Regions from separate parts of the Homo sapiens genome. Here region 1 is linked to region 2. A link is a contact called in ENCODE Hi-C or POLR2A ChIA-PET data. All regions are on one chromosome and are shown on one strand. The core of a region is the stretch at or near the end of the contact, and the rest is flanking DNA. Distances in the headings are between cores, read along the strand shown.

What was found. Hi-C counts contacts between places; a loop is a spot of excess contacts on that map. ChIA-PET counts read pairs that join two places held with the same protein, here RNA polymerase II (POLR2A). Pooled maps may share reads with other maps.
Region 1: a loop to region 2 is called in a pooled map, with 3 times the contacts of the local background. The contact joins two enhancer-like sites. A Hi-C loop is called at or near these places in 4 of 168 maps with a recorded cell type or tissue (CD4-positive, alpha-beta memory T cell, CD8-positive, alpha-beta T cell and naive thymus-derived CD4-positive, alpha-beta T cell), 1 of 37 single-sample maps with no recorded cell type and 10 of 50 pooled maps. POLR2A ChIA-PET finds 5 or more read pairs at or near these places in 8 of 52 experiments (CD4-positive, alpha-beta T cell, CD4-positive, alpha-beta memory T cell, activated CD4-positive, alpha-beta memory T cell and 4 more).

What each region holds. Positions count from the first base shown.
Region 1 is chr2:148,542,722-148,548,161 of GRCh38, reverse strand. No RefSeq gene overlaps it. Among named protein-coding and RNA genes, the nearest start is that of EPC2, 99 kb to the left of the region's middle. RefSeq lists a silencer at 5,161-5,354. Within about 2 kb of position 2,526, at least 2 of the 41 ENCODE cell types and tissues checked have a DNase peak (open chromatin) inside an H3K27ac peak, as active enhancers do.
Region 2 is chr2:148,507,144-148,512,947 of GRCh38, reverse strand. MBD5 (methyl-CpG binding domain protein 5) reads right to left here. Exons shown (of 14, transcript NM_001378120.1): 13 at 2,813-2,888; 14 at 1-78. The coding sequence ends at 7. Among named protein-coding and RNA genes, the nearest start is that of EPC2, 130 kb to the left of the region's middle. Within about 2 kb of position 3,372, at least 6 of the 41 ENCODE cell types and tissues checked have a DNase peak (open chromatin) inside an H3K27ac peak, as active enhancers do.

The sequences.
Region 1 (5,440 bases), core at 1,277-3,776, 36 kb before region 2:
ACTGCATTCTGTTATTTTTTAATAATAACTTGGCTGATGCTATATTATTTCTGCCTTTATATTTTATTTGAAGTTACCAAAACGATCAGGATGTTATTCATCCAAATAGAAAAAAGGCCAATGCTTCCCTCTTTAACTCAGAAAGCAGCCCTTCTGCATCTCTTGGCATCAAGGACACATTTGTTCCTGGGTGGGAAGGTCCAGATACCATCCACCTTGGCATTGTCTGTCCTGGAGCTATTTGTTTGCTCATGTACAGCCAGGGGCTGACTGTCTTCTAAACTTATCCCCACACCCATGTCTTTGCTGTCCTCCCATGAAATGCCTGCCACTCAAGAAGCTGCCCTTGAAGAAAGGGGGCTTCTAGGGAGGGAGCTTCTAGGGAGGTGGCTTCTAGGGAGGGGGATTCTAGAGAGGGGGATTCTAGGGCCACTCTCCCTTCAAGGGCTACTTCTGGGTCTCTTGACATCTACCCACCATGCCCTCCACAGTACTGACGTCTTCTTTCTCTGAATTCCAGTGGCCCACTGCCCAGTTCCATGGCACTGATTTCTGCCTTAGAGTTGCTAATGTGTGTCTACGGATGAGTCTTGGCCATACCTTGCAGTAGCAGGAGCCTCATAAATGGTAAAGCTTCACTGTGAGTGCAGCACTCAGGCCCAGAGTGTGAGGGAGAGCACTTCAGCCTCCAAACATGCAGCACATGAACCCCACGCCCCGCCCCACCTCCGCCTCCCAAGGCTCATGTTCAGCCTCCTTGTTCGGGTCTGGAACCATCAGATGCATTGGTTGTGCTGGCTAGGGTCGACCTTGGAGACGCCAGGCCGGAGTGCTGGATGGCAACCACCTGGGTGGGCTCACCTGGTTGTGCCAAGTTGAGAGCGAAGGATTTGATGTCCTCTAGCAGCAGAGAAATGGCGATCACAAGATGGAAAAGAACCCAGGGAGGCCTTGCGTTCACTATAGCTCTCACTTGGATTCATTAGACAAATGAAAAATTAGCTTTTTTTCATTCTCTGTCACTTGGCCACTGTATTCACTGTTTCCAGTCCTGCCACTCCCTCTCTTGCCCCTGCCAGCATGGAGGAGTTTTAGCTCCTCCATGTAGGCAGTCATTCATTTATTCAGCTGCCTGTGTCCTCACATGGCTGTCTTCTTAGAAGGACACTAGTAGCATTGGATCAGGGGCCCACCGTACTCCAGTACAACTTCTTAACTATGTCTGCAAGTTTACAAATAACACCACACTTTGAGGTACCAGGGATTAGGATGTCAACATATCTTTTTAAGGGGATGTCATTCAACTATAACATCACTGGATCTGGGAGAAATTGGGGTTAGGGCTAAAGATGGGTATGCCCTCTGAGCTATTAGTGCAACAGCAAGGAGATCCAGGGATAGCCACAAAATCCCTTGAGAGTGGAAATATTTTCAGAAAACAGACAAACAATAAGGGCACAGGTTAGGAAGAAAATAAGAGCAAAGAGTGAGGAAGTAGCGCAAGAATGAGGAGATGGGAGGTTGAGGGAAGGAGGGGTGCACCTGAGCCCAGGAAGACTCATGGGCAGTGAGGAACATGGGGGAGGAGGGCTGGGAGCACCTTCTGGAGGGCAGGAAACCACAGACTCTGTGTAGGAAATCTGGTTATTGTGGGTAACTATTTAGGAGTTCATTAAGCAACTTCCTGCCTGAGGCTGGAAGGGCAGTGGGTGTTCTGCTCAGCCAGCTGATGGTCTTGCTTCATGTGGCTTAGAAGTGGATGAGCACATGGGAGAAGCCAGGGTTATGGCATTTGGAGCCATATCCCTGAGCTGTGGTCCCAAGTCCAGGCTAACAGACACCCCAGCAAGGGGACTGGTAGAACTGCCTGGGGGGTGTGGAGCTGCTTCCTGTGGGAGCTGAGCCCAGGCCCTGGCTAGATACTGCCCACTCATACACCCTAAGGAAAGCAGGTACAGCTCCAAGCTCCCTCGGATCCAGAAGGAAACACCATTCCCGGCAGCCATCTATAGTATAATCCCCAAGATCATCCTACCGATCTCTGTCCCCAGGGGACTCTGCTGTGGGTCCAGCAGAGAATGAATGGGTTGGAGTGGGTAGAGCAGGTTGCTCTGTCTGGGGCTCTAGGGAACCATGTGTCTCCTCCTTCCAGGCACAGTGCTGGGCACTGGCATAAATCCTTGTTCCACACTGGCCCGTTCTTCAGGGTCATCCCTCAGCAAATTTGGAAAGGAGGTGAAGGTTCCCCCACACGCCTGGTCCCCCAGCATTCTAGGGTAGCACACTAGACTTCCAGGTCCTGGCCATGGGTCTCCACAGCTCTGAACCTCTCATGTCCCCAGCAGTGTCAAGTGCCTTGCCTTGGGTTCTATTTTATTTCTTAATAGATGACAACTATTGAACTTGATAAGCCAATCAGAACAATGTTGGAAAACACCTATCATGTTACTAGATTGTTGTTCTCAATGGACTCCTTTAGTCAGAGATGTTGGTTGCCAACTGCAGGAAGTGACTAGGCAATTTAAGCAGAAATGTCACTTACTGGAAGGACAGGCAGCTCACAGCATGGACGGATGGGAAGGAACCACGTTGCTGTGGAAGCAGACAAGGCCAGGCTGAGCAGAGGTGGCTCCTGGGGGACCATCATCTTGGTGCCACCCTGGTGGCTCTGGACACTCAACACAACTGCCCTGGACTGGCCTTGGCAGAGGCACCCGTGGGTCATCTTCAGTGGCCCCAGGCCTTTGTGTCACTCCTTCAAGCTTGATGATTCGGGCTGCGGCACTTGATTGCAAGCCCCAGACCCAGCGTCCCTCTCTAGCTGCCTGGAATGGGAAAAGACCATGCATCCATTTGTTTCTGTAGTGAGGGAGGAGCCCTTTCTCCCCCACTGCCCCATCCCCACCACCTATTCTAGGATTTCTCCAAAATAGGACGAGTGTTCAATGTCGGCATCCCGAAAGAACAACTATCCAGTAAAGTAATATGTGTGTACATTCATAAGGGGGGCCTCCCACAACTCCCTAACTCAAAAGAGTGACTCTCATGGGGATTTCAGGCACCAAGACAGATGGACAGGGGAGACTTGCCTAATGTCATAGGCAGAAGCCCTGTGAGTAGAAGCTTACGTCTTCTGATTACAGATCCCAGTGCTGTGACCACACTGGCCGAATTAAGCACAGAGCTGATGCTCAAACCACATTTGCTAAATGAATGAATGAATTTTTGGGTCTTCCACTGCGTGATGATCTGCCTCAAATACATCAAGAAAAAAGGCAGGATAAAATGATCAATTAAAATAAATCTAATGGCCTTGGGGTAAGCTATCAAACCTTTTTGGATCTCTATTTCCTTATTTTGAAAGATAAGGACAAGACTGATCTCTAAGAACTTACCCTTGAATGCATTGCAGAAAGAAATTTTGTCACATATAAGAAAGTTGGAAATTTGAACACTGACTACATAATTTGAAGATGTTAAGAAATTACTTTTAATTAGTTTTGATTAATCACTTTTTAGGTGAGCTATGATTTTGTCTTAAAAAGAGTCTTTGTCTTTTAAAGTTACATGCTGAAATAATTTGTCTTTTAAAGTTACATGCATGAAATAAAGTTACATGCTGAAATGATATGATGTCTGGGATGTTTGTTTTGTTTTGAGACAGAGTCTTACTCTGACACCCAGGCTGGAGTGCAGTGGTACGATCTTGGCTCACTATAGCCTGGACCTCCTAGAGTCAAGCAGCAAACCTCTCACCTCAGCCTCCAAAGTAGCTGGGACTACAGGTGTGTGTCACCATGCCCAGCCAATTTTTGTTTGTTTGTAGACATGGGGTTTTGCCATGTTGCCCAGGCTGGGCTTGAACTCCTGGGCTCAAGAAATCTGCCTGCCTTGGCCTCCCGAAGTTCTGGGATTATAGGCCTGAGCCACTGTGCCTGGCTGATATCTGAGATTTTAATACATTGGAGAGGAACGTGGGCAGGAAAATTGATTTAAAAAATAGGCTCTGAGTTGATAATTATTGAGACTGGATTATGTGTACAGGATGATCTGTTATGCTATTTTGTCCACTTTTTATATGTTTGAAAATTTCCATGATAAAGTGTTTAAAAAGTAAATAAAACAATATTTTTCTGTAGCCCTGTAGTGTCCATCACAGTCAGAGCTTGTACTGGGCCCTGGGATGGTCACCCAGAATCTCTTGCTCCTTTGCTGTTTCCTAAAATAACCGCTTGATTTCATGCAGGTGTCATCTCCTCACACACAGCCCTGTGTCTCAAGGGAAGGTGACCCATTCCCACCTCCAGCCCTGATTAGTCTCAGCCCATCAGAGTGAGCCCAACCTTCCTGCCGATGATTAGTTCTAGAAGGACGCGGCATAGAAGGAGAGGTTTGGTGGGTCTCTGAGAACTGTTCTCCCTACTCTCCTACTCAGCTAGACAGGAGGGAGAAAGGAGGTGGCCTCAGGTACCACCAGCAACCATGCTGCAACCTGGAAGAAAACCAGCTTCAGGATGAAGCCAATGTGCTAAGCAGCAGAGCAGAAAGCTGGGAGAAGCCCAAGTCCTCGGCAGCAGTGTTGAGCTGACAGATCAAACAACCCTGAAGGCCACCTTATCGCTCAATTCCCCTCAAGGATAAATTTTCATCCTTTTTTCTTTCTTTCTTTTTTTTTTTTTTTGAGGCAGAGTCTCACTCTGTTGCCCAGGCTAGAGTGCAGTGGTACAATCTCGGCTCACTGCAACCTCCACCTCCCGGATTCAAGCGATTCTCCTGTCTCAGTCTCCCGAGTAGCTGGGACTACAGGCTCCCAACACCACGCCTGGCTAATTTTTGTATTTTTCATAGAGATGGGTTTTATCATTTTGGCCAGGCTGATCTCAAACTCCTGACCTCAAGTGATAAGCCCAACTCAGCCTCCTATGTCATAAATTTTCATATCCTTCAAGCCACTGTGTTTTTTACAACAAAGAGATAAATCTTTGTAAGTAACCAAGACTCTTCTAACAAACCCAAGGCTGAGTGAGCATTCTCCCTAACTGGTGGAATGAGCTATTAAACCTTTTTGGATCTCCGTTTCCTTATTTTGAGAGAAAAGGGAGGGGACCCCGGATCCTGCAGTCACCCGTGTTGTTTGGAATGCAGGAGGCAGGCAGTGGTACGAGGGGTCTCTCAGAAGGTGGAAACATTGGCATACCCTGGCACCATTTCGACCCAGACAGTTTTTCCTAATGTCACACCATCCTGCTTTGAATGACATTAACTTGAAGTTCCGGACACAAGATTAAGTGTCACCTTCCAAGGGGCTGATAGGAAACTTGTGCCCGGCCTTTGCTGCTGTGGATTGCTGTGAGAATGAGACAAAGGAGGGAACCCTCTTAGAGGCCTAGCAGGCACCTCGCCATCGCCAAAAAACATGGAAACAAAGGAAACTCCTGGG
Region 2 (5,804 bases), core at 2,123-4,622:
TCTCTGTTATCTGGAGATCTTCCTCCTCTTGGGTTTGGGGGGTCTCATTTGTCTGTCACCCTGTGGGATTTGGTGTACCTGGAAATAAAAAGGTAGAAAAAAAACAACAACAACAGAGGATGAAATCACAAACACCATAAAATTTCTGACAAAGGAGCAGGGTAGGGAATAGACTCTGGCTTTCACTTTCAATTACTGATATCCTGAGGCACTTCAAATGTTTACCAAGACCCCAGATGTCAGTGTGCCCACAGTCACTACAGAGAATGCAGAATGCTAGAAACTGATAAGCAGTGCAACACTCTGCGGGTGCCAATAGACAGTGGAAAACAAAGGATGAACTGGACAAAATCAAGTATGGGAAATGCAATGTGCAGTTGTTACCCCCATTGTCCATTTAAAACAAAAATAAAGCCTTCCCTGTCAGAGACCCTAGATCACCAATTTCACTACAGCCTGGAAGAATGAATAATTACACACCAAACATGCCCCTTTTTTTCCCTCACTTTGTTACCCTACTTATTTTACAATGACTAGGAAGGGTCACAAATTATAATAACATGCACACATAGCTCAGCCCAAGGATGTTTGTTCATAAGAAGAATCAAAATGGAAAAGAGAATACCACTATCATCTGTTGGCAGATCTGAAATTGTGTAGTCTGGGAGGAGCAGTTAATACAACTCACCTTTCTTTATGTGCTAATGCAGGAACTAGCAACATTTAGTGCTGTTCATCAGATTGAGCAGTGGCTGAGCAGCATTAGATAGCAGGTATAATTTGGAGGAGGGAGTGATCAAATTGTCTTGTAGCTATTGGTGGAAAGGAGCAAGGTCCAAGACCTAGGAGAGGAGGGATGAACCCAAGGCAATGGTGTAGCAAATGCTTAATCAGCATTTCGACACAAGTCCATTTTAGCATTTTGCCAGTTTCTGTGGTGTAAAACTTTTACCCTGGCCAACCTTATGTCACAGGACTTAGAATTAGGAAGAGATGAGTACAATCGCCTCTCCGGATCCACTACAAGTTGGCTCAATTACATGCTTAAAAATAATGTTTAGACAGCAGCAAAGGGCAATGCTATCCAGACTCAAATGCAGAATGCTTTTAAAAAATAATATTTAAAAATTTTAAATAATGTTTATGGGTTTTTCAATCTGCCTATTCCTCCTAATCTTCTCCATACACATTTTTTAAAACAACTATTCTGTAGTAAAGAGCCAAAACTTTTTATAACTGAGGAAAGAAACTTTTTATAACTGAGACTGCAAACTAGTAATCTGTGGACCAAATGTGGCTGAAATGGTATTTTGTTTAGCCATATGGCACTTTAATATTTTTTAAAACAGTTGTCAACCCATAAAAATGAGAAAATTTACTTCTAGACTTCTAGTTTTATATGAAAAATGGAAAGATCTTGCAACATGAACACAATTTCCCAGATGTCTAAGATCTGCTGGAGCATGGAAGGAATGCCTTCTGGAGAGAGCACATGACTCCCAGGTTGCCCTGATCCTTATTACTCTCAACTACCTGATTTCCACCAGGACCAAATGTCCCGAGGCAGAGCCTAGAGAGATGATGGCCAAACTCATTTTCTCTTTTTCCTGGGCAGGCACATTCTATGTTCTATTTCCTATTCTACTTGAGTTAAGAAGGCCATATGATTAGGTCAGGTCAGTGGAAAGTCAACAGAATGAGCTTCCAGGTCTGGCTCATAAAACCTATGCTGGCAGTATTCTTAGCACGCTCTTTTCTTTTACCTTCAAGGCAAAATGCAAAGGATATAATGGAGCACTCTGAGGTCCTAAGAGAGGTGGTCACTAGATACAGAAAGAATCTGTGCCCTGGTGTGGAGCAACCCTTCCTCAACCAGCACCAGACTCAAGTGGGTAATGGCTTATACTGTGCTGAGCCTCTAGATTGGTAGCCTACCCTAACCCATGGATCTTCACTGGCATTTCTCATCCATTCCAACTGCTGTCATACCTGGCCCACTTTACTTACTGATATAATTTGCCTGGCCCTAGAAAACATTTGAGTTTATAATCCCCAATCTAGATCTTTCCTATAATTTTATCAGGAAATTTAATGTCTCAGGGCTTCAATTCACCCATCTGCGAAATGATGGTTTGGTTGGATTACAAAATCTCTAAAACCTATACTAATCCCATCATTCAATTGTCATTGGATGGTTTGTTGGGATTCAGATAACCTTGTAACATAAGGTCAAATAAAAGAAATTATTTTTCATGCTAAATAGCCTTAGACAATTCACATTTTTAACAGATTACCAAAATTATATTTTAAGTATTTACATCAGTCAATATGTGAACTGGAGCATAACGATTAAACTTCTCACACTCAATGCTATTATATGCACAGTTCAATAAAAATGGGATATGAGAGGTCTATATACTCTTGATCTTGACCCCACTGTCTTTTTGGTTCAATGGACAGAACAAAGTTTGCATTACTACATATATAAGCAACAGTAATGGCCATGGCCATTCACAGAGTCAAGTGCAGAAAGCTGTGGTTTGAACTTCAATATTTTGCTGCTCATATTTTAAACGAACGTTATGTGGCAAAACAAAATTACTTATCTCAGGAAGAAAGACATAGTTAATGTGGTAGGTTTCTTTTTCTTAAATGACTTTGAATCTTTTCTAATATTTGTCTTTTTTTTCTAGGCTAGTAATTTAGTATTGCTATGTGAGTTGTTTGACAATACTCAAGAGACTTTACCAAAAAGTGTAACACAATTTATTTTCAAAGAAACGTAGTATAATGGAAAAATAAATTAACTTACAGTCCCAGACATTTTGTCCAGTTCACTCATGGCCTCATGAATAGCAGCTTCTAAATGGTTATTTAGCTTTCCACTTCTGGAATTAATGAAAACAACACACCAGATTAAAAAATTAAAGAAACAAAACTCAATTTAATTTCCTAATCAGAAAACAAAAGTACCAATTCCACGAGAGAAAGCCAATTTATACTCGCGTTTGGAAAATTCAGATGACAAAACATCACTCTGGGATTCTTATCACTGAATACTAATGATTAAAGTCACAGAACTACTAAAAAAAGTTGAACAGATTGTGGGGCGGGGAGATGGACTTTTTCCTCTTCCACATGCTTCTTCCACAATCTGGTGATTTGGGAAGAAAGTTGGGCCACGGGTTCCCTCTCCCAGAGACGCCCCTCATGCTCCCTGGCTCCAGCCGGCCCTGTGTTGCTTCTTGTTTCTTTCTCAGTCAGCCTGACTGTGTGATCAGAGGAAGGGCGGAGGGGCTGAACTGCAGGCTCTGGCCACTAGGGAGCTCCCTCTGTCCTCTCTGGAGCGTCCTGGCTCTGGAGTTGAGCAAGTGAAGGCTGAAATGCCGGTGCGTGTTCCGGGGTGGGAAACAGCTTAACTCTGACGCACCTGAGGCTCCGGAGCCTGCCCCCCAGGGCCAAAAGCCAAAATGAGGTAACTATTTGAACAGATAAAGAATGACGGCCTCAGGGTGCCTATCACTTCTCTGACCTTTTCTCTCCACTTAGCATTCCATTACACATGTTTGGCCCGAATAACACACACGGTGCATCTGCCATTTTTGAAGCTTAGATCTATGAAGCTGTTGAACTAAAATCAGGTAAATCCATGCTACCCACCTCTGTGGTTATGTACACTTTGCCCATCCTGACTGTTAACTTGTTTTTCCTCCTTTATGCAATAAATAATTACTCATTTTTTCCAAGTGCTAAGGTGATTCTTTTCATTTACCCTGTCATGACAATTACTAGAAAAGCTGCTGGAGGTAACGTTTTCATAACAGGTGGTTAGCATGGGTTTCCATGAGTTAAGTCCTATCTTAGCATCTACCATGGAGACTGGAAATTTGCAGTCGTGGGAGAGTTTGGCTTACTGTTGTATTTAGTTTGGTTAGCATAGTGTTTTGAAACATTTTTGAACTTTAGTTCAGTTTACCATAGCTTTCCCTAGGTTTTTTCCTCACACACCAGGACTGGACAATGCATACATTGAGTTTCTGTCTACACTTTGAGAACTCCGAGTTTTCCACCCCTGAGTTCTATAGTGCTAGACATACCATAGATGCTCTATGTATTTGCTAAATAAAAATATTTGTCAAAGGTGGCCCAGATGGTCCTATGTTTCAAAAAATATATACGTACTTAGGTCAGTTTAACTGAAGGGAAAAATTAGTGTATTGGTTTTAACCAAATTATAAGGGGAATATGGCATCAACCCCTACCTTTTGCTGCCCTGTAAGCTAGTCTTTAGCTTTTATATTTTTGTCATTTATTTTTAGAAATTTTAAAATGCAGAGGAGTACATAGGATAAAATAAACCTAATATATTCCCCCGCTGGAAGGAAATGTTAATAAATTCCTTTAAGTCTTTTATATTAAAAAAATAAAGCTGGAGTTCCCTGTTACCTATCCTGGTCCCATTTTCCCTCACCTTCCCCCCTCAACTTTTAGTCTGCTTTTATACTTTAATCTAGTATTGTTTTATGTGTGTTTTTTTTTAAACACACACACAAAAGGTGTCATGATATACATACTTCTCTTTTTTCTCCTTATAACTGTTTTAAATACCATCTAGTTTGTATAATCTATTCATTCCTTCTAACTGGTATATAAGAAGTTTTTTTATTATGTATGTACTGTCTTCCTTTTACCTACCCATTCCAGTTTCAAGGGGCCCTGGTCATCTCATGGAGTCAGTCTCAGTTGTTTTCCTAATGAGGTGTCTGCCAAGCAAGCTCCTGGGAGCACTCTGCAAGGCCACCTAGGGTTTGCTGAGGCTGGGCTGGGGCCCCTTTTGCAGGCTGCTTGGCAAGGGTTCTGACAGTATTATCATTGCCACGTTGCCTGACAATATCGCACTGTGTGTAATGTGTTAAATAAATTTATCCTCACTATTTCTTTTGTATGAACATAAGTTTGACGTATTAACAAGTTTTATAAGACATTTATTTATTATAAATTTTGATTAAAATATCTTAGGAGTTTAAAATTGACTATATAAAGTTCCAAATATTTAAAATGAAGTTACAATGTTTTAATGAAAAACCTCCAGAGAACCTTGGTTCTCTCACATTTAATCTTAGTAAAAGAAATACCTGTTATTTATTAAAAAATGTCTATGTGCCAAGAATTTTTTTTTTTTTTTTTTGAGACGGAGTCTTGCTCTGTCGCCCAGGCTGGAGTGCAGTGGCGCAGTCTCGGCTCACTGCAAGCTCCGCCTCCCGGGTTCACGCCATTCTCCTGTCTCAGCCCCCTCGAGTAGCTGGGACTACAGGCACCCGCCACCGCGCCCGGCTAATTTTTTGTATTTTTAGTAGAGACGGGGTTTCACCGTGTTAGCCAGGATGGTCTCGATCTCCTGACCTCGTGATCTGCCCGCCTCGGCCTCCCAAAGTGCTGGGATTACAGGCGTGAGCCACCGCGCCCGGCCCAAGTATTGTATTAAAACTCTATATACATTATCTCATTTAATCCTTACAATAATTTGATGGAATAGGTATTATGACAACTGTTTGTATGTGATACTTCATGACTTTTTAAGAATTGGTGAAATTAATTCTAATTTTGTAATGAAGAAAATGGATATTTGACTATAGTTTTCAAAAGTGATAGTCATGGGTAAAAGATTTTTACCTAACCATGAAAAATTGCAATAACAATTACCATTCAAGCACAAAAACGATTCAGCATTACTTGTTGGAAAAAACAATTTCATGAGTTTTGTCATCTCATTCTTCAAGATATTTAAAATATTTGTAAACACC